Regions from separate parts of the Homo sapiens genome. Here region 1 is linked to region 2. The links are chromatin loops, found by intact Hi-C in ENCODE. Cell type or tissue: K562. All regions are shown on one strand. Each heading gives the region's core, and the rest is flanking DNA. Links, peaks and the distances in the headings are about the cores only. Region 1 holds the start of CDK5R2 (cyclin dependent kinase 5 regulatory subunit 2). Region 2 holds the start of LOC124906119 (a long non-coding RNA gene).

Region 1 (15,459 bases), core at 3,899-11,898, 50 kb before region 2:
CCAGGATGATCTTGATCTCCTGACCTCGTGATCCGCCTGCCTCGGCCTCCCAAAGTGCTGGGATTACAGGCTTGAGCCACCACGCCCGGCCTGATGTATAATTTTTAATGGTCCATAATATCCCAGTGAATATCACTTTATCACAATTTACTTAATCTCCTTCTAATGTTCATTTAGGTTGTATCCAATTTTTTATTATGATAAACAATAGTATGACAGGCATCTATGCATCAGATCTTTTCCCACTTATCTCCTTAGGGCAAATTTCTGGAAATGTGGTAGCTAGATCAAAGAGCATGCTGCCTTTCACGTTTTGATCCAGACAATCTCCCCAAAAGACTAATTAGCATGTTCATTTTCCCATGCTTTCCCTATGGTTGGAATTTTCCATTTTGATAATCTGTGTCAGTGTAAGAGATGTAATATCTCATTGCTGCTTCGACTTGAATTTCTTTGGTCAATAGTAAAGGTAAGTATCTTTTTATTTATCATTTGCTTACATTTCTTTTCTTTCTGACTTTCTTTTTTTTTTTTTTTTTTCCTGAGACGGAGTCTTGCTCTGTCACCCAGGCTGGAGTGCAGTGGCGCAATCTCAGCTCACTGCAGCTCCCAGGTTCAAGCAGTTCTCCTGCCTCAGCCTCCCAAGTATCTGGGATTACAGGCACACACCACGAAGCCCAGCCAATTTTTTGTATATGTGTGTGTGTGTGTGTATATATATATATATATATATATATTTTTTTTTTTTTTTTTTTTTTTTTTTTTGAGACGGAGTCTCGCTCTGTCACCCAGACTGGAGTGTAGTGGCGCAGTCTCGGCTCACTGCAAGCTCCGCCTCCTGAGTTCACACCATTCTTCTGCCTCAGCCTCCCGAGTAGCTGGGACTACAGGCGCTCGCCACTATGCCCGGCTAATTTTTTTTTTTTTGTATTTTTAGTAGAGACGGGGTTTCACCATGTTGGCCAGGCTGGTCTTGAACTCCTGACCTTTTGATCTGCCCACCTTGGCCTCTCAAAGTGCTGGGATTACAGGCATGAGCCCCCACACCTGGCCTGCTTACGTTTCTTTTTGCGAATTAGTTGTTTCCAGTTTTAGCTATTTTTCTATTGAAAAATATATTGTGTTGCAAATACATTCTCTCCATTTGTCACTGGTGTTTCAACCTTGTTTTTATTGAAAGGATACAAAATAAGTCAATAACAAAAAAATTATCAGGTGGGAACAAATGCTATGAAGAAAATAAATTGGGTTATGTGATGAACTTTTTTCTTTTTTCTTCTCTATGTCTCTGACATTCAAAAGCTTAAATGGAGTCTCAGATGAATCAGTCTGTTCCTTTAAGGTCTTTTTACTGCTAAAAAGACATTCTCCACCCACCCCAAGATACAATATAATAATAATAACAATAAATAATCCATATTTTCTCCAGGTGTTTTGTTTCCTCTTTTGGAATTAGGGTCTCACTCTGTCACCAAGCCTGGAGTGCCGTTGTGTGATCATAGCTCACTACAGCCTCAAATTCCTGGGCTCAAGTGATCCTCCCGCCTCAGCCTGCCAAGTAGTTAGGACTACAGATGTGTGCCACCATGCTTAGCTAATTGTTTATTTTTTGCATTTATTTATTTATTTATTTATTTATTGTTTTGAGATTGAGTCTTGCTCTGTTGTCCAGGCTGGAGTGCAGTGGTGTGATCTCGACTCACTGCGACCTCCACCTCCCAGGTTCAAGTGATTCTCCTGCCTTAGCCTCCCGAGTAGCTGGGATTACAGGCATGTGCCACCACACCTGGCTAATTTTCATATTTTTAGTAGAGACGGGGTTTTACCATGTTGGCCAAGCTGGTCTCAAACTCCTGACTTCAAGTGATCTGCCCACCTGGGTCTACCAAAGTGTTGGGATTACAGGCATGAGCCACTGCGCCCGGCCAACTAGGCAACTTTTCTACCGCTCATCTACACTCCTATCCTGTGTGTGTAGATATGACCTTCTTTGTAGGTTTTGTGGCAAATGCTGAGAGGGAAGCTCATACTTTTTTTTTTTTTTTTTTTTGACAGGGTCTCATTCTGTTTCCCAGGCTGGAGTGCAGTGGCGTGATCCCAGCTCACTGCACCCTCCACCTCCCTGGTTTAAGAGACTCTCCTGCCTCAACCTCCTGAGTCCCGAGTAGCTGGGAGTACAGGCACGCAACACCATACCCAGCTAATTTTTGTATTTTTAGTAGAGACAGGGTTTCACCATGTTGGCCAGGCTAGTCTCAAACTCCTGGCCTCAAGTGATCCACCCGCCTCGGCCTCCCAAAGTGCTGGGATTACAGGTGTGAACCACCACTCCCAGTCAGGTCATGTTCTTAAATAAGGGCCTTTGAAGTGTTAATCCTGCTGTCTTGAAGCCACTCACAGCAAACGTCTATATTTAAAGAGACCAGAAGTGCTACTTAAAGTGGGGTACCTAAAGAAGATCAGGCCCATACACCTGGCTTCCAGCTGTCCCTGATCATGATGATGTGACTGGAGGGGCTTCTTCAGCAGCCTCTGTTGCAGACATCTTCAAAAGCTGCCCATCTGGTTGCCTGGGGTAGGATCCCAGTAAGTGGAGACCACAGGATGTCCTCTTGAATACTGTTAGATGCTCTGGTTGCTGGGCACCCCGCCTGGCAGGCAAAGCAGTTACCATGACAACTCCCCCCACATGTCTGTGATTTTTTGCATTTCTGCTTTTCTAATAAGTAGCGAGGTATTCCAGGGACAGGGGAACATGGCTCCAAAACAGAATGTCCTCTGTTCCAGGAAGGGGGACAGGGAGGAAAGGAGTAGAGGTGTGTATATGTTATGATTCACCAGTATAAATGCATTTGTGTCCACTTCTGGGTTAAAATGTGTGCCTTTGGTTATGCGTCAGTGTACGCATCAACATGTGTCATGTGAAGGGGTGAATTACCGGTTATCTGTCCATTTGCTTTCCTGCCCTCACAGCTGCTCCTGTGCTGGGAGAGTCACTCCAGCCCTTTGCTTAGGGGAATTGCTGAGTCATTGCTCCAGCTGGGTTTCTGTCTCCTTTCCTCCACCTCCATCTTTTCCTTAGTCCACCCCTCTTCCTTTCTGGTTTCTCTCTAAAATTCTGGTCCCCCTGCACCACCTTATCAGCAGCTTGGACTCACTTTCCCCAGGTTAACTCAGCGTCAGGAAAGAAGGTACCTTATTCTGTTTCTGCACTTACTCCCTCCTCCCCTTGCCTTCTCAGAAGACTGTTCTGGGTCTTTCTCCTTACAACTTCTCCCACTCAATCCCTGAGAAAACAGGACTCCGATAAGTCTGACCCAGGAGGCTAATTCTTCCATGTATTCTTGTTGATCCTTCTCCAGTCCCTCCCCTCCTAATCGGATTATGGCAGTGTTTCATGCCTTGGGGCATGTCAAAAGTGAGATTTAACTAAATGTTACTCACTGTGGCCTTTTTCTCATTCTACGTCTCCAGGTGCCAGACCACAAGTTCCTGGAGGGGTGTGTGTGTGCAGTAAAGGGTGGGTGCTGTGTCTAAGAGTTCAGGGGCAGTATCCGAAGGCAGGATGTTTGTTGGGGGTTGAGGGGGGCGTCTCTGTAGGGTCTCTGCTCTCTTTCCCATCCCCTTTAGGCTCCTCCAATTCAGAAATTCTAATCAAATAGCTAGTCTCACTAGCTAGTTCCAAATAAGGTGGACCAGGATTGTTTCCCCAGCCAGAGGTGGGAGAGTAGAGCGGCTGCCCAGCCCGCTCAGTCTGGTTACTATGGCGACAGCCGACAGCCGCGGAGTGACCCTAGTGATCCTCCCTCCCTCCTCCCAAACCAAGAGAGATGACGGCACCGCGCTGACTGCGCCAAATTCCAGCCAATGGGCGGCTGCTCCCGCCTTCCCTTCCGCCAGCTCTCCCCCTCCCTCCGGGAACTCAATTCACAAATCTGGACTGGGGATTTCCGGCTCCAGGCAGGTTACAAGGGCGCTGGGCTGAGGCCAGGGGAATCGAGTCCTGTCGTCCCGGGAGGGCAAGTGGGGACCGACATTTTTGGGTTCTGGAGCCAGACTTCTATAACTCGCCGCCAGAATAGATGACACCCTATTCCCAAATTATCCGGAAGACCTAGTTGAGGCCGAGTCTGCAACTCTTCCTGCCCTTACAAGCCCCGACCCCGCCCGAGCGCGCCATTCAGCACCACGGACAGCGAACCCGGGCCTCGTCTTGGCAGGTCCCCCCGGGTTCTTTCCGGATCTTCTCGGCCACGGCCAGACTAGGGTCGGAGCCGCGGGCACTCTGTTGAAGCCAGGCCTCTTTGGGCCAATGAAACAGTGAACAGGGCGCTTAGCCACGTGGCTAAGAAGGCAATGGGGACCGAGCAGGGATCTCAGGCTAAATAGCGCATTTTCCTTCCTGTTTCAATCCCAGAGAATGGCTTCCTTCTCCCCAACTGCCCTTGTTTGCCCCTTCTTGGGGATAAAGGGCAAGGGTCTGAGTCTCAAGCAGGGATGGACCCCCCAAGACTCCTGAGTGGGCGTGCGACCTGGGCATCGTCGAAGCAGCCCCATGGTGGTTGGGGGATGAGGAGAGAAGTATGGCAGACAGGCCCCACTTGGGAGTGGTGAACACAGACTTAGGCCCGACTGTACTCTTGACCGATATATGGTGGGGAGAGATGGGGAGGAAGGGAAAAATAGCAATAAGGACTAGCTAGTTCTGCCTCAATGGGTCTCATCACAGAAAGGGCACAACTCCGCTGTCCCCATGATTCGGTCTCTAAGTGGCCCGGGCATTAATGAGGAGCTAGGTCAGACAAGATGGAGGCGGAAGTGGGGGGATGGATTCAGCTTTATCACCAGGCCTCACCCTCAGCTGCCTCGCTTTACTCTTTACTCTCTGTAAAATGGAAGCCGATGGCGGGGGTGGGGATGGGGAGGAGGAGAAGTTCTCAGGTACTTGATCTCCCCTACTAGAGCCCCATCTCTTGCCTTTCTGCTCTGTCTGTGACAGTTCCATTACCACTCCCACTCCCTCCCTCCCGGGGCCCAAAGAAAGACCGGCGCAAAACCATCTGCAGGCGCTTCCAGCGCTTTATAGTTCTTTCCGGGACAGACGGACAGACAGACAGTGCGGCCCGCTCTGTCGGCCCGCATCATTGGCACCTTGGACACGGCCCCAGGCCCAACTCAGTCCCTGGTACCCTACCGGGAGGATTCCGGTCCCGCCCCAGCTCAGCACCTCGGACAGTTCCCGGCCCAGCCTACCCCCCTCCCCCCTCCCTCCGCAAACAACCAAATAAATTAAAAGGGGCAGTGGGGAGGAGCAACAAAAAAGCTAAGGATAAGGAAGCGGGATGTCCCTCCTCCAAGGTAAGAAGTTTTCTTTTCCTCCCACCTGTCCACTGAGGCGCCGCGGCCGGGGTGGTCTCCCAGGTTGATTTTGCCTCCAAACCTCAGCCTCCTGAAAGAAGCCGGCAGCCCCTTCCCCCACACCCCCCAGCTCCCAGCATGCAACACGTTGGAAAAGGTGGGGAGAGGCGGTGGGGGTGGGGCGAGGGACCATCCTGGTGGCTGTCTGGATACCTGGGACTGCAGTTTCTCCTGGCACCTCAGTCGATCCAAATTAAAAACTAATATTCCCTTTGATCAGGGGAGAGGGGTGTGGTGACTCAGTCAGGAATAAAAAAATGCAAGCTGACACAAGTGGAGGAAGAAGGCAGACAGGAGGGAAGATGGTGACACATGACAGGAGCAACAAGAAGGGCAGATGGGGACACAGGTGCAGGAGGAGAAACAGGGGTCTACGGGGTACAGTCAGGCAAGGGGTAAGATGGAGATGCAGACACACAAACCCAAGGAACGGAAAATGGAAAGGCAGGGAGAGGGAGGAAGAAAGAGAGGAACAGGAGAGAGAGGGAGAGAGAGAGAGAGGAATGCAGACAGGAGGAAAAATGAAGACACAAAAAGGAGGCAAGGAAATGGATAAAACCGAGGGGGAATGGGCTGAAGGGAAGGGGGAGACCCCGGCAGAAATGGAGAAATGGGGGCGCAGACAGACGGGAAGAGTGAGGTTGGAGTGCCTTTCCCGCGCTCATCTTCCGTCCCCACTCCACGCCCAGCAAATCCAAACACCGCGGCCTCTGGTGTCCCGGTCTCCACTTTCCCCTGAGGGGCATGGGCGTCTCCTCCTCCGCCCAGCCGGGGCGCTGAGCGGCGGTAACAGCGGCGGTGGCTTTGTGGTCCCGGGGGGTCCGAGTGTGTGTCAGGGGCTGGGGCGGGGGATGGGCGCGGCCCCTGGGTATCCCTAGCGGTCCAGGTTCATAGTCCAGTGCTTGGTTCCGGCCGCGCAGCTGTCCCTGGCGGCCGAGGAGGCGGCGGGCGCGCCCCCGCTCGGTGGGCCCCCGCCGCTGGCGGCGGCCTCGCCCTCGTTCTTGAGGTCTTGAAAGACCTGCGTGAAGAAGTGGGGGTCGGCGTTGAGCCGCAGCATCTGCGGGCTGAGCCGCTGGATGAGGCGCAGGCAGCGCTGCCAGAAGCGCTCCTTGTCGGGCTCCACGAGGAAGGGCTTGAGTGGGTAGGAGATCTCGTTGCCCATGTAGGAGTAGGCGAGGTAGAGGCAGGTGAGGAAGGCGGCCTGCAGCTCGGCGGCCGACGCCAGCTCGTCCCCACGCAGCGACTCGCGGCACAGCAGGTACACGAACACCAGGTTTGCAGGCGTAATGAAGGCCTGGTCTTGCCAGCCCTGCAGCAGCAGCGAGCGGTCCACACCGCGGAACCAGCCCACCAGCTCGCCCGGGCTCAGCTCCTTGAGGCGATAGCAGCGTCGGCACACGAAGTCGCCCAGACAGCGCAGCAGCTCGCCGGTGGACGCCTGCACGATGACCCGCCGCGGCGAGCCGCCAGGCACCGGCGGCGCCACCTGCGGGGCTGGGGGAGGCGGCGGCGGAGGCTTTCCCCCGCCCGAGCCCGGCGGCTGAGCGGCCGCGCTGCCCCCCGACGGTGGCTCGCAGGTGGCGGCAGCCGCGGGCACGGTGGGCACTGGCACCGCCAGGGGCTTGGCGGTGCCGCCGCCGTCGGGGGGATCCCGGCCCTTGCGGAGAAGGTTCTCGCGGTTGCGTTGCTGGACCAGGGGGTCGGGGCCCGTGGATGCCGGCTTGGGTGTCACCTTCTTGCTGCCTTTCTTCTTCTTGGCGGACGCGGCCACCAGGCGCTTCCAGGTGAGCGCCGAGATGAGCACGGACGGCCGCTTGAGTCGGCTCTCGCCTTTGCCGCCCTTGCCCACTGGCGGCGCCCCGTAGCCCCCCAGCGCCTCGTCCCCCGCGGGCGGCGCCTTCTTCTTCTCCTCGGGCAGCCCGCCGGGCCTCCGGCCCTTGGCCGAGGAGGCAGGCGAAAGAGACAGCACTGTGCCCATCCTGCAGAGCGGGGCCGGCGCCCAGGCCCCAGCGGGAGCCGCGGGCGGCGCCGCTGCTACTGCAGCCCCGGGGGACCCGGCGGTGGGGGGCCTAGCCCCGGCCCGGGCGCGCGGACTGGCGGGGGAAGGTGGCTGCTAGGCGGCTCCGCTGCTCTAATCCTGAGCTGCGCCAGCTGCAGCGTCAGCCCCACCCCTTGGGCCCCTTTTTTCGTCGCGCCGTGCCCCGCCTCACGCGGCCAATCCGCTCCCGAGTTGCACTCCTGATGGGCAGCTCCAATGACCAATAGACTCTCGCACTTCAATTTCAAGTCCCGCCCCAATCCCCACCCTCCGCCCTGAGTCTTTTCCCTTCCCCCGAGCGGAGGAAGGGGAAGGCGGTGGTCGTCGTTCGAGTGGCCTCCTCAGGGTCAGAGTTGAGAAGGGGTGGTGGCTGCTCCTGCCTCCTCCGGATCCTAGGGCCTGGACCAGCTTGTTCTGATGCACTGGGTCGCGGTAGCAGATAAACCATGGGAACAGCTCTCCTTCCCTCTGCCTTTGAATTTGTGTGGGGGGCCAGTGTGAGCAGTGAGTGCCCTCACCGGATGCCCAGGTCCCAGATGGGTCGCGTTGCACTGGCTCCTCCAATGTGACTGTCAGGTCTGTTTCCTCTTCGCGACCCCACCTCGCCCCCCACCCCCCAGGTCGCTAGGGGGGCTGCAGCAGGCACATTTCTGCCCTGCCTGTTTGGGAGTCCTGGCAGAGCCTTCTTGCAGGTCACAACCCGCCTTCTTGGGGGTTCCAGCTTGAGGGGGAGAGGGGGAGCAGCAAGGTCTCAAATATGCCCCTGAGGCTTCTGCTTGCCGTCCTGATTCTCTGCAACTGAGCCTGTGGGGCAGACCCTTGGCTCTGGTCCCTGGGCAGCTCCTCTCGGTTGGTTGTCCCCACTAACACACACAGATCTCATACTTGGGTGGATGATGGATAAGGTTGGTCCCTGGGGAAACGCTAGAAATTGGATCACTTGGTCTACCCAGTCTTGGATAGTGAACGGAGCCTCCTGTGTGGACGGAAGCCCAAGAGGGTTGGACCAACCTCCAGCCCAGCCCTGGGTCCAGGTTGAGGTGGGTTTCATCATTAAATGCTTCCTGCAGGTAAGGTTCCAGCTGTCCCCACTCCCAGGAGCAAGCTGTTAGGCTGGGTCCTGTCCACTTCTCTCTGGGTCTGTCTGTTACCTCCTGAGTACCCATCAGCCCTTTGCCCTGGATTTTGGACTCCCCAGGCCTTACCTGCAGGTCTTGAGCACAGCTAGTTCTGGACCTATTCTATCTGCCTTGTTAGATCATGTCCACCCTTCTTGGAGCCTGCTCTCTGTGGCTCCCCCAGCACAAGAGCCTTCAGGCTTCTTAAGTAAGTGGACCTTGTAGGTGCATATGGGTTCCATGTGGAGCCAAACCCCTGCCTATGTATTTCAGTAAATTCTAAGGATTGCCCTTGGAGTCACCTCCATGCTCCTCACAGACCGCAAACATAGCTCCAAGGATCCACTGCTGTCAGGGTTGGTTTGTGCATATATGTGTGTGTGTGTGTCACTGCAGATAGGCTGTTCTAGAATCCACTTGGGCTGCAGTTCCAGCTACCAGAGGTACAGAATTTCCCAGCCATTCCACAGCCCCTGGTCACTCACACCCTCCTGGAGGCCTGTGGTCTGCCTGTCTCCATTCCCCTCCTCTTTACCACTGTGCACATGCAGCCTTGTACCTTCTCCCTAACTCAGCACCCAATATGCACTTTTTCAACAGGGTATCTCTGCTCCCTAGGATCTGATCTTTATTTTCTTGCAGCCCAAGCTGACCTTCCCAAACTCATTCTCCTCATAGTTCTTGAAAGTGTTCCCTCTTTTCAGCTCCTGTAATTGGCCCCACTTCCTCCTACAAGGTGTTCTGAGTCACTCTTTATCTGCCAACCAAGGAATAGTCAGTTCACCGGTAGTTAAGGACAAGCCCTGTAGAGACTGAGTTGCACTGGCGGAAACACTGGGCATGTGGATCTAAATGGCACATGAGTCCTTCCAGCGCTGCTCCCAGGAGTCCCTCACTGGCATAAGGCCTATTGTTAAGGTCATTTAGGACCACGTCTTCTAAGCAGCACCCACAGAGTGTCACCACTGTGGTACCCTATTCCCGGCCCAGCTCTGACCTCCTATTGTCCTCTTGGTCAGAACCAAGAATTTCCTCCTCTGCTTCAGGGACCCCAAAGCAGGTGCCTCAGAGGGTCCTACTCCCCTTCCTCACTTTCCACCTTGCTCTGCCTCCAACCCTGTTTCTGGCTCACATGCTCCCCACCCTCCTGCTCTGGTTATCTCTCCAGAATCTCTGAGCTCCTTCCACTGGGCCAGAACCCTCTCTCAGAATGTCAAGCTCTTGAACTCCCACCTCCTCCAAGAAGCTTTTTTGATAGATTGGAAGGGACCTAATACTCTTTCTGACTTCAGCCTTTCCAGCCTTTTCCCATCAGCAACAGTGGCTACATAACAACTTGGTTAAGGGCTGGGCTCTGGGTCTAAGATGTGCAAGATGGATATGGATGGAATTTTAAAGACAAGCAGACAAGCTAATCAAAGAGATCCAGAAAGAGTAACAACATTGCTGTTGTATATAAGCCGGTGGCATTGAGAGCTGAGAGGGAGGGTTATTATGTTTCTGCAGGGGGAGCCCAAGGGGAATAAGCCTAGTGAAACCAGAAAGACTTCATGGAGGAGGTGGGCTTCATAGAAGGTTGGTGGCTTTCCCACATTTGCAAGTGTACTCTTCTGGTTAGGTTATGTTTGGGTTCATATTCTGAGATTCATCTATCTTCATTATAATAGTATCTCTGTGTTGCTTCTCATCTCTCCATCTCCCTTATGTTCCTCTGGGGCAGTGCTGGTTGTGTCAGACTTCCTTAGATGGGAAAGCCCCTGAGGCCAGTCTCCTTGTCTGTCTTCATTGCTCTGTAGGTTACCTAGAACAGTGCCTATTCAGATTACTGGTTATTCCTGAAGGTTCTTTAAGGCAAATACTCTAGGCCCAGACCAAGAACTGGAGGGCCTAGACTGAGGTTTTAGCCTGGATAGGATCTGGCCTTATTGATGAGTGCATCCCATCAGATTCACCAGAGATGCTCCTCTCACTCACCCAACCTGGGCAGGTGGGCCCCATCTTTTAAGAGAACATCTCCGGACAATGCTGCTCACACTTTGCCTCCCTTTTGCTCTTCTTATCTCCCTTCTGAGAAGCCATAGTCTGGGAGGCAGGACACGGGAGTCCTAGTCTATGGCTGCCAGTTGTATGACCTTGGGGAAGTAATTTCAGCTCTCTGGGACTCGGTTTCATCATATTAAAATGCAAGGGTTCTACGGATTTGACTCTTATTATCAGATAAAAATGAATATTAAAAGAACAAGATAACATTTTAGGAATTGGACTAGAGGAGGATTCCTAAAGCCTCTTTCAACTCCACAGTTCTGATTCTAAACAAAATCTGTCCTGTGAATCTGTTTCACTCTCCAGCTCCAGCCCTGTCTGCTTCTCCCTAATCTGTTTCTGTCTGATGGGCTCAGTCTTTGTGTGCACAGCATCCATGTGAGGCCTGCACTTCTGCGGTTCACCCCAGGAGATGAAGGGGAGGGGAGCTTAGGCTCTCAGCAATGTAAATCTCCCTAGGTCCCTCCAAGCTTTAGAGGGGCCCCTGAAAGGTGAGAAGGCAAAGAAGAGGAGGGCAAGATGGCTGAGGCCCAGGATATCCCCAGTAAACATCAAAGGCCCCAGAAACCAAGGTCATTGCACCTCCCTGTAGGGGCCCCTACAAGGAGGCTAATGATGACACAGGTTCTTAAAACAGCCAGGATGGAGACCCAGCCTGGGCATCTGAGTGCCTGGATCCTGCTGCCCCCCCCCCCACCCTGGCACCCCCAACTCCCTTGCCCATCAGTCTCAGCTCCTGAGGTGTGCAGAGGGGGTGGGTATGCACGAGCCCAGACTTCTCTCCCTCTCCTGAGGACCTTACCCCAGGGGAGAAGTGGGTGGCTAAAACAAAGGAGGGGAGCAGAACCCCTCTACAGATAACAGTGGAGGGGGGAGGGGGTAAGCAGAGAGAAGAGAGGAATTGACAGAGGAGGTGCTGCTAGCTGTCAGGAGGGAGACCCAAATTCTCATGTCTTCCCATTTCGCAGGCTGTTTGCTAGAAGGACTTAATTAAGGAGCCCAAATATAGTTTCTTTTGAACAGTGAATAGGGCTGGGAGCACAGATGAGGAATGTGATGCTCTGGGGTGGGGAGAGAAGGGACCAATGCTGAGATGCTGGAGGGCCCAGGGTGAAGGGGACAGAGAAGACAGGGGTGAGCTGGTGACTCCTTTTCCCTGCCTTAAGCTCTGCTGCTTTCCTTGATGGAAGGGGGGCCATTTCTTCCTTTCCCATCCTCTGTCCTGATCTCCCTCCAACTCCCTGGCTCCTGCCTTCACCTCCTTTACTGTCCCCTGAGAACAGCTCTCTCTGTCCAGTCCTCCCAGCACTCACCAGAAGCTTTAAGTCTTGGTTCACCTTCTGCCTCCACCAAGCCCCCTTTTTGCCTCCTCCCTTTCGTCCCCCACTCCTTCTCCTCCCAGGCCCCGCTGGCGCCCAGCATAGCACTACAGATGTAGGAGCAGATCAAGAAGGGTGGGGGTGGTAGCTGTTGCTTTTCTGGGATATTCTTAGCCTGTCTGGGGGCTGGAGCTGGAATCAGCGTTTCCATCTCAACCAGGCAGGTGGCTGCCAGAAACTGCCACTGTGACTGGGTCTTCATCTGGTTCCATATCCCTTATCCTGTCCCTTCCTCCTCTATATTGATTTCATCGATGAACACAGACCCTCTGAGAGTCCAGCCTTCCCACCCTTGTGCCCTAGATGGAAGGTTTCCTCTGCCTATCAGGCATAGCCCCAGGAAGGTGTGCAAACCTCACTGGAGGCTCTGCGGGGAAAGAAGGGCCTTCGAGAACTCTAGCTCAGATGCTCCCTAGAGTGGAACACAGCCCTCTCCTCTCTGCCCCCAGGCCCTCTTCTTTCATCTGCCCCCAGCAACCCCTGCATGGTACTCAGTCCCCAGACTGTATTCACCACCATGAAGGCCTTTCTTATCTTGATTTACAGGAATCACTCAGGGGCCCTAGAGTTTCAGAAGCTGCCTCCTGAAAGCGGCTGAACCCTGGAGTCCAGGCCTCCTTTGGGCCAGAACAAGGGGCTCACTGACCCAGATCTCTCCCCACATCTTTTTTTTTTTGAGACAAAGTCTCACTCTTTTGCCCAGGCTAGAGTGCAGTGGCATGATCTTCACTCATTCCTGGGCTCAAGGGATCCTCCCACCTCAGCCTCCCAAGTAGTTGGGACCACAGGCATGCATCACCAGGCCTGGCTAATTTTTGTACTTTTTGTAGAGATGGAGTTTCACCATGCTGCCCAGGCTGGTCTCTAACTCCTGGGCTCAAGCAGTCTGCCCACCTCAGCCTCAAAGTGTTAGGATTACAGGCATGAGCCACCTCGCCCAGCCTTCTCAGATGCCCTTATCAGTAGAGGGAGGGGCAAAGAAGAAATCTCACTCATTCACAAATCGCACAAAAAATGTTTGTCACCTTAAGAGGGACAGACAGTGCAGGGTCTCCTATGTGGGTTCTGAGGTCATTCGGTCTATGTTCAAATCCAGCCCCTCCACTTATGACCTGGGGCCCTTGGGGCAAGTTTCTTAATTCTTCTGAGGTCTATAAAAGTGGACCATACAAGGTGCAGTAGGAAGAGATCACCATCCACAGTCGGGCTGAGGCTGAAAGCACGTACCAGATCAAGTATGAGGAGCTGCAGACGCTGGCTGGGAAGCATGGGGATGACCTGCGTTGTGCAAAGACAGATCTCCGAGATGAACCAGAACATCAGCAGGCTCCAGGCTGAGACTGAGGGCCTCAAAGGCCAGGGGGCTTCCCTGGAGGCCGCCATCGCAGATGCCGAGCAGTGGGGGGAGCTGGCCATTAAAGATGCCAACACCAAGCTGTCTGAGCTGGAGGCCGCCATGCAGCGGGCCAAGCAGGACATGGCACGCAGCTGGGTGAGTACCAGAAGCTGGCCCTGGACATCGAGATCGCCACCTACAGGAAGCTGCTGGAGGGCGAGGAGAGCCGTCTGGAGTCTGGGATGCAGAACGTGAGTATCCATAAGAAGACCACCAGTGGCTATGCAGGTGGTCTGAGCTCAGCCTATGGGGGCCTCACAAGCCCTTGGCCTCAGCTACAGCCTGGGCTCCAGCTTTGGCTCTGGCGCCGGCTCCAGCTCCTTCAGCTGCACCAGCTCCACCAGGGCCATGGTTGGGGAGATCGAGACCCACAATGGGAAATGGGAAGCTGGTGTCCGAGTCCTCTGACGTCCTGCCCAAGTGAATAGCTGTGGCAGCCCCTCCCAGCCTGCCCCTTCTGTGGCTGCCCCAGAGTCCGGGAGGGAGGCCACTGTGCAGGGGAGCACAGGGAATGGGAGACCCACCTGAGGCTCAGCCCTAGCCCTCAGCCCACCTGCAGGGGAGTTTACTGCGTGGGACACCTCCTTTGCCCATATCTCCAGCTACAAAACAATTCCGTTTTTTCCCCCCAAAATAAAACTTCAGCTAGTTCTACCAACTGGCAAAAAAAAAAAAAAAAAATGGACTATCATCATAAGGTTGTAAGATTTTATTTAATCATGCAATGCTCAACAATGCTTGTATATCACATGTGCATGGTGTTCATAAATGTTAATTGTTAACAAATTATACTGTCATCATTATTTTTACAGAGCAGGAGGAAAGCTTTGCCTGACCCGTGCCATTAGCATTTTTTTTCTCATTAGAACATTTTTCATTAAAGGGCCAGGGTGGTACTATCATTTCTTTTTGTTTGGTTTCTGAAACCCAAATTTATATCTGTGCTTTCCTCTCAGATACTGTGCTCATACCCACTGCTACTCAGACTGTTCCTGGGGGTGGTTTGATTTGCTTCCTAGGGTCATAAAGACCGACAGCATATTAGGCACTGGTCCCCTTTTCTGGTCCTGTTGCAGGCCACTTTAATTTTCTGAAGCTCTGAATATTAATTCTGGGCCAGGTTCCATGCTGGCCCCAAGTCCTGACCGTGCTTTCTGGGAGCTGTACTCTGGCTACTCATTCCACACCCCATGGTCTCCCCAAAGCTCCAGAGACTCTATGGAGAGTCAATTCTGCTTTTCAAGGGCTTTGAGGAAAATGTTCAATAAGATTATTAAACCACATGAGCAGATACTATTTGAGAAACTGTAGCCTACACAGTACTGGGCTAGGTGGTGGGAACACAAAAAGGTGTGAGGTAGGGCTCCAGCCTTCAAAGAATGTACAGCATAGGTGGCAGAGATATGAAAAATAGTGAGAAATAGCAATAAAATGATGTGTCCTAGGGCCAGTTACAGATAATGGGATTTGATGACTCGGCTAATCCTGCCCGCCCCCCTCCACCTTCCACCATCACAGCTAATCCATCTCCAGCTTGTCCTAAATTCATATGCACACAGAGTTAGAATCCATTTTTTTTTTTTTTTTTTGAGACGTAGTTTCGCTCTTGTTGGCCAGGCTGGAATGCTATGGCGTGATCTCGGCTCACCGCAACCTCCACTTCCCAGGTTCTAGCGATTCTCCTGCCTCGGCCTCCCGAGTAGCTGGGATTACAGGTATGTGCCACCATGCCTGGCTAACTTATTGTATTTTTAGTAGAGATGGGGTTTCACCGTGTTAGCCAGGATGGTCTCGATCTTCCGACCTCAGGTGATCTGCCTGCCTTGGCCTCCCAAAGTGTTGGGATTACAGACGTGAGCCACCGTGTCCGGCCAGAATTCATTTTTAACTGGGGTCTGGCTCCTGCACCTGGAACTGTGTTTGCTCCAGTGCATGGCCTTCCTTGTCCAACCCCAGGCTGTGATGATAAGCACTGTTCCCAAGGTAGAACCAGGCCTCAGCAACCCCCTGCTCACAGTGACAAAGGGTCCTACCCCCTCTGCATGATAAGGGTTATGAGTAACTTCT
Region 2 (15,459 bases), core at 3,958-11,957:
AAGTTAGAAAGTATTTTGAACTGAATAAAAATAAAAATCCAAAACAGTGAAGTTTGTGGGGTGCTACTAAAAGCAGTACTTAGAAATGCACAGCACTAAGAACCTCTATTAGAAAAGAAGAAAGGAGACCAGGCATGGTGGCTTACGCCTGTAATCCCAGCACTTTGGGAGGCCGACGTGGGTGGATCACCTGAGATCAGGAGTTCGAGGCCATTCTGGCCAACATGGCGAAACCCTGTCTCTACTGAAATACAAAAATTAGCCAGGCATGGTGGCGGGCGACTGTATTCCCAGCTACTCGAGAGGCTGAGGCAGAATTGCTTGAAACCTGGGAGGTGGAGGTTGCAGTGGATGAGATCGTGCCACTGCACTCCAGCCTGGGCGACAGAGTAAGACTCCATTTCAAAAAAAAAAGGTCCAAAATCCATGATCTCAGTTTCCAACTTAAGAAACTAGAAAAAGAAGAGTAAGTAAAACTGAAAGTAAGTAGATAAAAAGGAAATAATAAATATCAAAGCAGAAATCAATACATTTTTTAAATGGGAAGTTTAAAAAATTCAAAACAGACACCATGGATTCAATCATGCTCATTTCAGCAGCACATATACTAAAACTGGAATGATACAGAGATTAGCACGGTCCCTGCACAAGGATGACATGAAAATTTGTGAAGTGTTCCATATTAAAAAAAATAAAGTAATTCTAAATTCAATAGAATAATTTATTTTTATTTATTTAGAGATGGATCTTGCTCACTCTGTCGCCCAGGCTGGAGTGCAGTGGCATAATCTTGGCTCACTGCAACCTCCGCCTCCTGGATTCAAGCAATTCTTGTGCTTCAGCCTCTCAAGTAGCTGAGATTACAGGAATGTGCCACCATGCCTGGCTAATTTTTGTATTTTAGTAGAGACAGGGTTTCACCATGTTGGCCAGTCTGGTCTTGAACTCCTGACCTCAAGTGATCCACCTGCTTCAGACTCCCAAAGTGTTGAGATTACAGGTGTGAGGCATCATCCTGGCTAAATTCAACAGAATAATTTAAAAAACAATAGAGAAAACCAATGAAACTAAAACTTGTTTCTTTGAGAAATATCAATGAAATTGATAAACTTCTAGCCAGAATGATCAGGAAAAAAAGAGGGAAGACACAAATTACCAATGTCAGAAATAAAACAAATGACATCACAACAGACTTTAAAGATATTTAAAAGTTTAAAAAGGAATTTTGTGAATAACTTTGTGGCAATACATTTGACAATTTAGATAAAATGAACACATTCTTTGTGTGTTTCTAGTAGAATATCATATAGATTCCTAAAATGCAACGTGGCCACAGCCTTTATCTTTCCTTACCCACAATTCCAATCCTGCTTAACCTTCTATTTCAGCCTGTTGCCCCAAACCTGAAATCTAGGCATTGCCACACATTCTTTGGGTTCATTTACCAAAAATCTCAAGAAACAGAGAATCAAAGTAACTGGATAGCTATCAAAGGGATTGAATGTGTAGCTAAAAATCTTTTCACAAAGGACACTTCAGGTCCAGTTGGCTTCCCTAGTGAATTCTACTAAACATTTAACAAAGAAATAATACCAATTCTACACAAACTCTTCCAGACAATTGGAATGGAGTCAGGGCAGGTTCCAAGTGTTCCCCTGAGGCATTAGGCCAAGTATCTCTGCGGGGCTTGGCCTAAAACTGCACTCTTGCTTGACTTTTACCTCCATGTTTTGTCCTGCTTCTCCCCTGGGAGGACTCCCTTGACAAATCACTTGCATACTAATCTTCATCTCAGGGTCTATTTCTGGGGAAACTGATCTAAGACAGACAATGCCTGGATTTTGGGTTTAGGGCAACAGGTTGAGATAGAAGGTTAAGCAGGATTGGGATCGGGGGTAAGGAAAGATAAAGGCTGTGACCACGTTGCATTTTAGGAATCTATATGACATTCTACTAGAGGCATCCAGTAGGTAGTTGGATATGCAGCTTAGGAAAGCCATCTAGGTAGGAAACACATTTGAGAGTCATTAGTCTAAAAATGGTCATTAAAGCCCTGGTAGTGGAAGCAAAGAGTGTGAAGGGTAAAAGGAGAGGAGGGCCTGTGCCCAATCCCAATCCTACTTAACCTTCTGTCTCAACCTGCTGGATAAATAAATGAAAGGGAACCAGCAGACAGACTGAGGAGCAGCTGAAGAAGTAGGAGGAAAAGCAGGACGTGGGTATTCTCAAGGCCAAATAAAGAGCGTTTTGGCCAGGCACGGTGGCTCACACCTGTAATCCCAGCACTTTGGGAGGCCAAGGCGGGCAGATCACCTGAGGTCAGGAGTTCAAGACCATCCTGGCCAACATGGTGAAACCCCATCTCTACTAAAAATATGAAAGATTAGGCAGGCGTGGTGTTGGGTGCCTGTAATCACAGCTACTCGGGAGGCTAGGGCAGGAGAATCACTTGAACACAGGAGGCAGAGGTTGCAGTGAGCCAAGATCATGTCACTGCACTCCAGCCTGGGCAGCAGAGCAAGACTCTGTCTCAAAAAAAAAAAAAAAAAAAAAAAAAAGCATTTCATGGAGGAAATGGTCCACAGAGTCAACTCAGCATTTATTCATTTATTCATTCAGCAATTCTGAGCACCTGCTCTGCTACCAAGCCGTCACTGTGCTGGGAGATAGGGACAGAATGGGAAGACAGACACCTGACTCGGACCCTACTCTCTTGGAATTTACAGTCCAGAGGAGAGGACAACTAAACAAATCTCACTCAAAAAAATTTATAATTGCAAACAGAGTTTGCATATATTAAAGAAATGAAATCTTCCCCGAGGAAGTGGCATTTGAGCTAGAGCAAGACAGAAGGGGACTAGCTACAACAGCAAAACAAGCAATAAAGTTATAAAATAGATAAATTGGACTTCATCAAAATTAAAAACTTTTATGCTTCAAAGGACGCCATCAAGAAAGTGAAAACAGGGCTGGGCTCATTGGTTCAAGCCTATAATCCCAATAATTTGGGAGGCTGAGGTGGGAGGATTGCTTGAAGCCAGGAGTTCAAGACCAGGCTGGGCAACATAGTGAGACTCCATCTCTTAAAAAAAAAAAATTAGCCAGGCCTGGTGGCACACCCCTGTAGTCCTAGCTACTCAGGAGGCTGAGGTAGGAGGATTCCTGAGCCCAGGAGTTTGCAACCTCAGTGAGCTCAGTGAGCCATGATAGTACCACTGCACTCCACCCTGGGTGACAGAGGAAGACCCTGTCTCTAAAACAAAAAAAGAAAGTGAAAAGATACCTGAGCATAGGAGAAAATGTTTGCAAAACATATATCTAATAAGGGACTTCTATCTAGACTACATCAAGAACTCCTAAAATTCAATAGTAAAAAGACAACCCAATTTTTTTAAATAAGCAAAGGATTTGAATAGACATTTATCAGAAGATACACAAATGGTTAATAAGCACATGAAAGCATGCTTAACATCATTTGCATAGGGAAGTGCCAGTCAAAATCAAATGAGATACCACTTCACACCCAGTGGGATGGTTATAACTACAAAAATGGAAAATAACAAGTGTCAGAGAGTGTATCAGTTTGCTAAAGCTGCCATAACAAAGTACCACAAACTGAGTGACTTAAACAACAGAAATTTGTTGTCTCATGTTCTGGAGGCAAGAAGTCCAAGATCAAGTTATCAGAGGGCCATGCTCCCTCTGAAGGCCCCAAAGAAGGATTTGTTCCAGGTTTCTCTCCTAGCTTCTGGTAGGTCCTTGGCTATGGCAGTATAATTCCAGTCTTCACGTGCCATTCTCCCTGTGTGCGTGTCTGTGTCCACATTTCCCATTTTTATAAAAGACACCAGTAATATTGGATAAGGGGCCCAACCTACTCCAATAAGACCTCATCTCAGCCTCACTAATTGCATCTATAATGACTCTATTAATATAATGACTCCAAATGACTCCAAATAATTTCACATTATGAGGTACTGGGGATTAGGACTTCGACACATGAATTTTGGGGAGCCACAATTCAACCTATAATAGCAAGGATGTAGAGAAACTGGAATTCTCATATACTATTGGTAGGAAGGTAAAATGGTACGGCCACTTTGTAAAAATCTGGCAGTTTCTCAAAAAGTTGAACATAAAGCTACCATAGGATCCAGCAATTCCACTCCTAGGTTTATACCCGAGAAAATGAAGACGTATGTTCATACAAAAAATTGTACATGAATGTTCATAGCATCATTATTCATAATAGCCAAAGAGTGGAAATAACCCAAATGTCCTTCCACGAATGAACAGATAAACAAAATGTGATCTATCACAATGGAATATTACCTGGCAATAAAATTGAAGTACTGATACATGCTACGGCATGGCAGCGTGGACGAAGCTTGAAAACATTATGCCAAGTGAAAGAAGCCAGTCACGAAACACCACATGATTCTATTTATATGAAATGTACAAAACTGGCAAATCCATAGAGATAGAAAGTAGACTGGCTGTCTAGGCTGAGGAGTTGGGGGCAGTGACTACTAATGGGTTTAAGGTTTCTTTCTGGGGTGATAAAACAATTTCAAAATTGATTGTGGTGATGGTAGAATCAATATTCATGACTCTGAATATTCTTTTTTTTTTTTTTTTTTTGAGACCAAGTCTCACTCTGTCATCCAGGCTAGAGTACAGTGGCGCGATCTCGGCTCACTGCAACCTTCGCCTCCCGGGTTCAAGCAATTCTCCTGCCTTAACCTCCCAAGTAGCTGGGATTACAGGCACCCGCCACCATACCTGGCTAATTTTTTTGTATTTTTAGTAGAGACGGGGTTTCACCATGTTGGCTAGGCTGGTTTCGAACTCCTGACCTCAAGTGATCCACCCACCTCGGCCTCCCAAAGTGCCAGGATTACAGGTGTGAGCCACCACACCTGGCCTACAACTCTGAATATCCTAAATTGAACTGCACATTTTAAATGGGTGAATTTTATGAGTTTTAATGTGTGTGCATTATATCTCAATAAAGCTGTTATTCTAAAATAAATAAATAAATCCTAAACTCCCTATGAAAAAACAAACACAAAAACACAAAAACAAAACAAAACAAAATAAAAAGGTCAAGAACATTCCAACCAAAAAGCAACCACGAGAAAGTGAGCTCTAGAATGGCAGGAATGTTTGCCTGCTTTGTTCACTGTCATATCCCCAGCACCAAAACAATGTCTGGAAATAGCAGGTATAAATAAAAGGAACATGTGCAAAAGCCTTGTGTCAGGGAGGTGGATGGCCCATGGGAGAAATGAAAGATCAATATGAGTGACTGGGACTACACTGGAGATGACTGGGTTCAACTGAGTCTTTATCCTAAAAGCAATGAGCAGCAATGATGAATTTTTAAGTGGAGGTGGATCAGATTTACATTTGAAAAGACCACTGGTAGGCCAGGTGCAGTGGCTTACTTGTAATACCAGTACTTTGGGAGGCTGAGGTGGGAGGATCACTTGAGCTCAGGAGTTCAAGACCAGCCAGGGCAACATAGCGAAACCCCTGTCTCTACAAAAAATACAAAAAATTAGCCGGACATGGTGGCACGAGCCTGCGGTTCCAGCTACTAGGAAGGCTGAGGCAGAAGGATCGCTTGAGCCTGGGAGGCAGAGGTTGCAGTGAACTGAGATCGTGCCACTGCACTCCAGCCTGGGTGCAGAACACCCGCAGCAGGGAGAGCTGATTAAAGATAAAGACTGAAATGTTCGATTTAACAAAAAGAAGTTGTTAGTGACCTTGGAAAAATCAGTCCAAGTGGAGAGATGGGGTGACTAATTTGGGGAATTGGAAAGGAAGTAGAGCTGGCAAAATTATACTACACTTGGTAAGGCCTCTCCCTATTCCCTATAAGTCTCCAGGGAAACAGACCAAAAATACACTTGGCTTGAGAAATAACAAAGACATGTTCCCATGCATATTCACGCACAGCCGGTTCACCAGCGGATTCTGTTTCTGTTCAAGGATTCCATACTTCCCACCCTGATACAGAGAGAGGTCTCATGGCTGAAGTTCATCAGCGGTTGTCTCCTACCAGATGCTAGCCTTCTTTCATTGCTGGGGGAGAGGTGGGTGGGAGAACACAGAGCGGGCTGCCATCCTCTGAGATTTGGGAGGCACTTTAGAAACACAATTCGTTCCCTTTTAGCTTCATTGCGCTAGGTACAATCCAGAACCCAAAGGCAGGCCAAGTAGACACACTTCAACTCCACTCCCTGAAGATGGTGAAATGTTTTAGATTAGGACATTTCTCTGGTGTGACCAGACGTCTGAACTGAACCAAAAGAGCTGGGTTCTAGTTCTAGTTCTGCTGGTCTCAGTAGCAAAGCCTTGGGCAAGAGACTTGACCTCTCTGGGCTTCCATCTCCTCATCTCAAAAATTAGGAGAATAAACACATGCCCTGCCCTGAGCAGAGTGGTTAGGAGGGGATAACAACCATGCAAGGGCAGATGTAGATTTGGGGGCCTGAGCTTATATAATCTCATGGTATTCGTTAAGAAAAAGAATAGAAAATTTAAAATACAAAAGTAGGTACAAATATAAATATTTAAAATGAGAAAAGAAATTACATCACTCTACAAAATTGAAAAAGCTCATACCAAAAACATCACACACAAAAAATTGAAAAAACACTATTTGTTAAATTAACTGCCTGGCATATCGCTAAGCACTTTCTCACTACATTTTTTGGCTGTGTAGTCTTTCATGGCCTCTTTAACAACATTTTTGTCATTCTATGGAGAGAAAAGGAAAATAATTGAGTCATTCCTCTCTCTAATGGTGGATCAAAATTTGTTATCGCTGCTAGCTTAGAAAAGATCCAGTTGTCCAACTCCTTATTTTAGGATGACTGTCAAACTTAGGAAACTACCAAGCCTTTTGTTATGAGCCATAAGCGATCAAGAAACTTCACATTACCTTGTACTGTGACAAATATATCTCCCCATTTTTTTGATGCTGGACATCTATGACCAAAAGACTTCTGACACACTCAGGTCACTGTGCTTGTAATTCAGCACAGTGGGGACTAGGGGTATTCCTGGAAGGCTAGCAAAAACGTAAGTATACACACGAGCCACATAAACTCAAACTCAGTGTATTCCCTACTCCAAAATGCCTAAAAATGCTCACAGCCACTCCAATGCCTCCAGATAGGCAAAGTCACAGTGGAAAAAGACAGTGGTCTCTTTAAACCTGTTAAGAGTTAAAATCTTTAAATCTGTTAAGAACAGATTTGGTTTAAAATACCTTAGTTTTGCTACTTATATATATTTTTTAAACTGTGATCGTGTGAACACGTCGCTAAGACCTCTTGCATGTCCATAGAAGAGGCCTGGGTAAGTTTGAGGGCCCAGAAGAGGAAGCTCTCCTAAGCGTCGGGGTTATTTACCGTAAAGGTCCTTTAAAAGGCGGAGCCAAAGGGAGGTTGCCGAGAGGCTGGGGCTGAGCTGAATTTCTCGGGTGAAGGAGCACGGTGGAGGCAGGGGGGCGTCGCCAGTCCGGCTCACGGCGCGTGGCCGGCCCAGGGTAGCTTCCCAAAGATGAAACTGTGGCCTCTCTCAGCCGAACCCCACTCAGAGATCCCCGCTGACCCATCCCCGCCCTCCTGCGACCCCTGCTTGGTTCCCAGAAAGGACAGCGACCTCCAACCAGCCCTCGCCCTCCGCAGGTCTCCGTCTCAGGTTTCAAAAGGAGCGCGCCCCCTTAGGCCCGCCCCTCACTTCCGGCCTGTAAACGCGTAGGTCCCACCGATCTCGCGATAGCGCGTCTTCTCGCCGCTGGCGCTCACCCTGGGCATCCTCGCCTACGTGTTGGTTGAGGTTGGCTGAGGTCGGCTGCTCTGTTGGCGCTTGGGATCGGGGCTTTCCCCCAGGCCCATCACGTGGCAGCATCGACTGGACTCTTAAGGCCACCGGCTCCTTTAAGTCCACCCGTCCCTGAAGGTTCCTATCGAGAGGCTAGGCGTAGGGAACCGCCTTCAACCCTGTGCCCACGGTCGTGTTGTGCTGCGCACGAGTGATAAGGACTCAGACATCCTAATGATTGTTCCAGGCTCTCACTGGGTGCCGGACACCGGGCTCCACACACGTCTTCTCAATGAATACCCACAATAACCCTGAGAGAAAGGCGTGGTTTTTTACCCTCGTTATACAATTGGGGAAACTGAGGCTCAAAAGAGTGAAGGAACCTGCTGAGGGTCACAGAAAAGGATGCGGCCGAAACTCGAAGTCAGTCTGGCTGCAGCTCTAAGGCCTCGTTACTGTCGTAGAGCAGTTTGTCAAGAAGTCCTTCGGTTCCTAGATTTCTAGAGGACGCTGGAGTTCATTGTGAAGTGCCGGGGCTTTGGGTCCACACAGATACAGGTGCATAGGAAAATCCAGGAACCTTGTTTGTTCTGTGACTTTAAATGACTTGCTTAACCTTTCTGGGTCTCATTTTTCTTCAACTGATAGATGGGGTTAATAATAATACTTCATAGAATTATCGTGAGTGTTCAGTGCCTACTCCATAGTAAGCTCTCAATAAATGGAAACTGCTACTGTTAATAATCTTTTATCCTCTCACGTGTTGTACAGTGTTCAAAGTGCAGGAGGTGCTTAATAAACCAGAGTGAATGGTGAATGAATGGAGGAAGAAATGTAAAGTCTGGCCAGACACCATGTGGTCCTTGCCTCCAGCCCCCTAATCTTATTTATTTATTTTTGAGACAAAGTTTTCACTCTTATTGCCCAGGCTGGAGTGCAGTGGCGTGATCTCGGCTTACTGCAACCTCTGCCTGTCGGGTTCAGGCGATTCTCCTGCCCCAGCCTCCTGGGTAGATGGGATTACAGGCACATACCACCATACCCAGCTACATTTTTTGTATTTTTTTTACTAGAAATGGGGTTACACCATGTTGGCCAGGCTGGTCTCGAACTCCTGACCTCAGGTGATCCGCCCACCTCGGCCTCCCAAAAAGTGTTGGGATTACAGGCATTAGCCACCGCACCTAGCCAGCCCCCTAATCTCTTACCCACTTCACTATGTGGTGCCACTTCAAAGGGCTTGAACTGGGAAATGACTGTTTCTCTTCTTCCCAAAACGGCTGTGTGTGTGTGCATGTGCACGTGTTTTAACTTGGGTTTGTTTGGTTTTTTTTTTAGGCAGAGTCTTGCTCTGTCACCCAGGTTGGAGTGCAGTGGCACAATCTCGGCTCACTGCAAGCTCCGCCTTCCGGGTTCACACCATTCTCCTGTCTCAGCCTCCCGAGTAGCTGGAACTACAGGCGCCCGCCACCACGCCCGGCTAATTTTTTGTATTTTTAGTAGAGATGGGGTTGCACCGTGTTAGCCAGGATGGTCTCGATCTCCTGACCTCGTGATCCACCCGCCTTGGCCTCCCAAAGTGCTGGGATTACAGCCACCACACCCAGACTTAACTTGTTATTGAAGTAACGTACAGAAAAATACACAAATCCTATGTGCACTTAACTTTTAACACAATGAACAAAGTAGTGTAATCAGGTCCCTGAGGAAGAAACAAATCATTACCAGCTCCCCAAACCCTTCTCCTGTTTCCCTCTATTCACTGCATCTCCTACAGGGATAACCACTATCATGCCTTTTTATTTCATTTTATTTATTTTATTTTATTTTATTTATTTTATTTTTTGGAGATGGGGTCTCACTTTGTCACCCAAGCTTAAGTGCAGTGGCATGATCATAGCTCACTGTAGCTTCGACCTCCTGGGTTGGGATTACAGGCCACTATCCTGCCTTCCAACTGCATAAGTTAACTTTGCCTGTTTTTGCAGCTGCCACTGGGATCATACAGTGTGCTCTCATCTGGAACTTCCCACATCTCCACGTGCCCTCACCTTCAGTGAGAGTCTGAGAAGAAGCCGGGTGGGGTTGCTGCCCACATGGTCGGGGCTGCTGCCAATGCCACTCATCTCACCGTCACTTGCTGCCTCTCTGCCTGCCCCCTGGTCCATGGTTCTCTGACATCTCTCTCTCCTTGAGGTGGGGAAGCATGTTCTGTTTCTCATTCTCAGCTCTTTCATAAGGAGTTCCCACAGCAGAGATGTCTGTGCCCTAGCGAGCCCGTTCTTGCCCTATACCCCAAATGTTTCCCTTTCCACCAGGAAGGCCCTGAGGCCTGAGGGAGTGAGGGTAGAGGTGCACCAAGCCCCAGTGGTCATGCCCAGCCTCACAACATTCCAAATAGCACTCCTCCCTCTGCCCTGTTCGGCGGACCCCTTCCCTGTCCAGTGAAACCTTTTTCTCACTCAGGGTGATGAGCTCTCCGGCCTCTGTTGTTCCTCCCCTGCAGTCTGCCATCCACTACAGACCCCCAGCCCACCAGACACTGGGGAACCCCAACTGTGGCCATGGTTTACTTCCTCTTCCAAGGATTTCTGATGCCATGCCGGTTAAGGGACATGGCTTAAGGGTCTAGGTATGTTACATATGAGGAGAGTAAGGCTCAGAGAAATTTAAGGAATTTTCCAAAACCATATAATTTATAAGTGATGAGAATTAGACCTCAGAAGTGCCATTTGATGCCAGGCTAGAAGGCTAAGTGTCTGCTAAAGGCCACCATTCAGTGAGACTAAAATGGGTGAGACGTCTAGGTACTTTACATATATTACATCTAGTCCTCAAAACAACTTCAGCAGATGAGTGTTTTTATTTCAATATAGCAGATACAGAAACTGAGGTCCAGAGAACTTAATGACTTTGCCTTAGGTCACAGGGATAGTGAGAGACTAAACTAGGATTCAATCCCTCCCGCCGCACAGGCTGACCCCAAAGCCTGGCTCTTTCCTCTGCACTGTGCCATGCTCACTGGAAGGATTTTGACAAGAGCAGATATGAGTGGACATGGAGCTAAGGCAGGACAGTTGGGGTACATTCCAGAGAGAGGGAAACATGGACCACAGAGGGGCTGTTTCCATTTTCTATTACTGAGTAACAAACCGCTCCAAAATTCAGTGGCTTAAAAATAACCATTTACATCCCACAGTCCTGTGGGTTGACTACAGTCAGCTGGGCAGTTCTCACGTGGGGTCTCTCAAGCAGTTCAGTTAGATGGTGGCTAAGGCTGGAGTCATCTGAAGGCTCAACTCGGCTGGATATCCAAGATGACTTTTTAAAAATTTATTTATTTATTTATTTATTTTTGAAGACACAGCCTCACTTCGTCACCCAGGCTGGACTGTAGTGGCGCAATCTCACTCACTGCAACCTCCACCTCCCAGGTTCAAGTGATTCTCATGCCTCAGCCTCCCGAGAAGCTGGGACTACAGGCATGTGCCACTATGTCTGGCTAATTTTTTGTATTTTTAGTAGAGATGGGGTTTCGCCATGTTGGCCAGGATGGTCTTGAACTCCTGGCCTCAAGTTATCCGCCTGCCTCGGCCTCCCAAAGTGCTGAGATTACAGGTGTGAACCACTGAGCCCAGCCCCAAGATGACTTTTTAAAGTCACATGTCTGGCACCTCATCTGAATTGGCTGGAACTGAAGGGGCCTGCCCAGGCATTACTCTCTCTATACAGCCTTCCCATGTGGCTTGTTTCGGGTTCCTCATAGCATGGTAGTCTCTGGGTAGACAGACCTCATACACGGTGATTGGCTTGCCCCAGAGTGAACATTCCGAGCGACTGAGGCAAAAACTGCAAAGCTTCCTATTCCCTCTCTTCAGCAGTCATGCAGCTTCGCTTCCACAGCACACTCAGTGAAAAGGAAGCATGGACTGGCCCTTTCAAGGGGAGGGGACAATACACAGGTGTGAAGCATGATTCAAGGCGGACCACCTTTGGGGCCCAGCTATTACAGGGGCTGAGGCAGGAAAGGACTGCTCAGGGAACTGCACACAGTCATGCTTCAGTGGAACATGGTGTGGAAGTGAGAAAAAACTGGAGATGATCGTTTGTGGCATATGGTGGAGGGCTTCAATGCTCAGGAACCTGCATATGGATACACACTGGAGTCTTTAGCTGCCCAGCATCTGAGCCCCCTTCATATGTTGGTGGAGCCTCCCTAATGTGAGTCTTAGTGAGAAGTCAGATACTTGCTCACCTGGCCCCTAGCAGGAAGATCACAGCCAAATCAATGCTCCCAGTCAGGACTCTAAATCTTCAACAAGTGACCCAAGGAGGAAGAGGACTGTTTATAATTCATCCCAGAGGTGGCAGCAGCAAGTGCTCAGGGTGGTGGTAGCCATGTGGGAAGCAGCCCCCAAGCCCCTTAATCAGGCTGCACTTGGGACAGGATTTAGCTAAAGTTCTAGCTGCCTAGCTTCTCTTGGCTCCTGCTTGCTTCCTGAGCCTGATTCTTGAGGCTTCCTGTCAATTCTTTGAGTTCCCTGATGTCATCCCAGTAAATTCCTCTTCTACTAAGTGAACCAGAGTCTGTTTCTGTTGTTTGCAATTAAGAACCCAAATTGGTACAAAGATCCATTGAGAGCTTTAGTCAGAGGAAATGACATGATCAGAGCACTTCGTGGGAGAGAAAAACAGAACAATAGGATAGGGATGGATTGAAGAGGAAGAAAGAGGAATGACAGAGGCTAGTTGGAAGGTCGTTGTGATGTTTGAGGTGTGTGGTGAACTAGGATATTGACCATGTGAATGAAGTGGAAGAATAAGCAGATCTTGGCCACTGATTGAATATAGAAAGGAGAAGAGAAGGTGAGAGTCCAAGTTTACACCAGTTTTGAGGTTCAGTGACTAAGAAAATGATGATGTGACAAAGAGAAACAAGCAAGTTAAGGAGAACTGGTTTGGAGGGGAAAGTCATTCATTCACTTATTCAACAAATATTAAATGCCTGGTCTATGCCAAGCACTGTGCTAGGCATTGAGAAAAGAACAGTAAACAAAACAAAGTCTCAGCCCTTAGCAAATACATACATAAGATAATGAATCTGCATTAATAAAGCTTGAGCCGGGCATGGTGGCTCACGCCTGTAATCCCAGCACTTTGGGAGGCTGAGGTAGGTGGATCACTTGGGGTCAGAAGTTCAAGACCAGCCTGGCCAACATAGTGAAACCCCATCTCTACTAAAAATACAAAAAATGAGCTGGGCGTGGTGGCAGGCCACCTGTAATCCCAGCCACTCAGGAGGCTGATGCAGGAGAATTGCTTGAACCTGGGAGGCAGAGGAGTCAGAGGTTGCTGTGAGCTGAGATGGCGCCATTGCACTCCAGCCTGGGTGACAGAGCAGGACTCTGTCTCAAAAATAAAATAAAATAAAATAAAGCTTGAGTGGGTGGTATCACAGGCATACATTAAAACATGTCTAGCTGGCAGCTGGAACTTCAAGAAAGATCACAGGAGACCAGGTGTGGTGGCTCACACCTGTAATCCCAGCACTTTGGGAGGCCAAGATGGGTGGATCACCTGAGGTCAGGAATTCAAGACCTGCCTGGCCAACATGGCGAAACCCTGTCTCTACTAAAATACAAAAATTAGCCCGGCATGGTGGTGCACACCTGTAATACCAGCTACTCAGGAGGCTAAGGCAGGAGAATTGCTTGAACCCAGGAGGCAGAGGTTGCAGTAAGCTGAAATCACACCACTGCATTCCAGCTTGGGTGACAGAGCGAGACTCTGTCTCAAAAGAAAAAAAAAGAAAGATCATAGGAAGGAAGTTTGGGCCTGAAGACAGAAGTTAGTAGTGATTTCTGTAGACATTTATTTATTTATTCATTCATTCACTTATATTTATTGAGTTCCTACTATGTACTTAATACCATTCTTGGCATTAGAAATACAGCAAAAAACAACAGAGTCTCAGTTCTCGTAGAGTTTCCATTATAGAGTGTGGAAGCAGAGCATAAAGAAATACACAAATATGGTCAAATATGTGATCTATACTATGAAGAAAAATAAAGCAAGGTAAAGGTAAGAGGAAGTTTGCTATGTTATACAGGATGTTCTGCCAAGGCTCCTCTTTTCTATGTTTATTTTGTGTGGGTTTTTTTTTCTTTTTTGAGACAGGGTCTTGCCCTGTCAATCAGGCTGGAGTACAGTGGCTTGATCATAGCTCAATGTAGACTTGAACTCCTGGGATCAAGTGATCCTCCCGCCTCAGTCTTTCAAAGCACTGGGATTCCAGGCATGAGGCACCATACAAGGCCCCTCTCATAAGGAGATATTTCAGTGAGGTCCTGAATGAAGGAAGACAACATTCATGCGGTTATCTGGAGGAAACCGATTTCAGGCAGAGGGAGGAGGTGCAAAGGCCCTGAGGCAAGACAGTGTTTGGATTGCTCAAGGAATTTGCAGGAGGCCAGTGTGGCTAAAGTAAAGTGGATGAGAGAGAGTTGGAGGAGAAAATGAGGTGAAAGAGGTAGCAGGGAGCCAATCCTATCACGCCTTGTAAGTCATGGTGACCTGTAAGTCTCAGCTCACTGCAACCTCCCCCTCCCGGGTTCAAGAGATTCTCCTGCCTCAGCCTCCCGAGTAGCTGGGACTACAGGTGCACATCACCACGCCCGGCTAATTTGTACTTAGTACTTTGGCTCTTGTCCTGTGTAAGATAGAAAGACTTTAGAGACTTTTGAGCAGAGGAGGCACATCACATGACTGACACTTTAGAAGGATCACTTGGGCTGCTGGGTATAGAATAGACTGGGGTTGTGTAATGGCAGAATCAAGGGGAGCAACTAGGAGACAGTTGTAGTCAATTAAGCCAAGAGATGATGATAGCGTGGACCATGAAGGAATGATGGAGGAAGTGACATGTGATCAGACTTTAAATAGAAACTGATGGGGAACTAACACGATCTGCCAATGGGTTTGATGACTCTAGGATTTTTTTTAACGGGGATAGCTGGAAAAGCATTTGCCATTTACTGAATAGAGAGGATTAAGAAGTACATCTAAAGCTCCAAGAATGGCCAGGCGCAGTGGCTCACGTCTGTAATCCCAGCGCTTTGGGAGGCCAAGGCAAGTGGATCACTAGAGCTCAGGAGTTCAAGACCAGCCTGGGCAGCATAGTGAAACACCCGTCTCTATAAAAAATACAAAAATTAGCCAGGGGTGATGGTGCACACCTGTAGTCTCAGCTACTTGGGGGACTAAGGCAGGAGAATTTCTTGAACCCAGGAAGTCAAGGGTGCAGTGAGCTGTGTTTGCAATAAATGCACTCCAGGCTGGGCAAAAAGTGAGACCCTGTCTTAAAATAAATAAATAAATAAATAAAGCTCCAAGAATAGTGAAACTGTTTCCAGCCTTCCTGCCTGCCTGCTGGTCTTTCTTTTTGAATAATTTCACTCAAAAGCCATAACATAGAGCCAAGCAAGACAAGGCACCCATGCAGGGGCAGAGGGGACATTGGGCTGGCATAGGTTATGAGAGCCCAAGATGGAACAAGACAGTGTCTGCAAGAGGAGTGGAGGGAGCAGCAGCAGTGACAATGAACCAGTTACTTACAAAGGATTA

The links. Hi-C counts contacts between places; a loop is a spot of excess contacts. Peaks named below come from ENCODE experiments on the same cell type or tissue, not always from the same donor. Only the 100,000 strongest peaks of a DNase experiment are listed, where the experiment ranks them.
Region 1: a loop joins it to region 2, with 2.4 times the contacts of the local background. A loop is called at or near these places in 7 of 110 quality-filtered maps.

Annotation. Positions count from the first base shown.
Region 1 is chr2:218,951,758-218,967,216 of GRCh38, reverse strand. It overlaps CDK5R2 (cyclin dependent kinase 5 regulatory subunit 2), which reads right to left and starts at 7,551. Exons shown (of 1, transcript NM_003936.5): 1 at 5,062-7,551. The coding sequence starts at 7,396. The coding sequence ends at 6,293. It also overlaps the pseudogene KRT8P30. RefSeq lists an enhancer at 2,704-3,903 and a silencer at 7,299-7,568. In K562, for the core only: no CTCF peak of the experiment used is centred there; DNase peaks (open chromatin) are centred at 4,216, 5,256 and 7,636; H3K4me3 peaks cover 678 bases; H3K27me3 peaks cover 2,862 bases.
Region 2 is chr2:218,901,412-218,916,870 of GRCh38, reverse strand. LINC01494 (long intergenic non-protein coding RNA 1494) reads left to right here. Exons shown (of 5, transcript NR_110238.1): 4 at 9,825-10,032. LOC124906119 (a long non-coding RNA gene) reads right to left here and starts at 7,711. Exons shown (of 2, transcript XR_007088090.1): 1 at 7,422-7,711. It also overlaps the pseudogene RNU6-642P. RefSeq lists an enhancer at 7,847-8,016. In K562, for the core only: a CTCF peak has its summit at 7,802; DNase peaks (open chromatin) are centred at 7,460 and 7,760; H3K4me3 peaks cover 1,881 bases; H3K27me3 peaks cover 789 bases.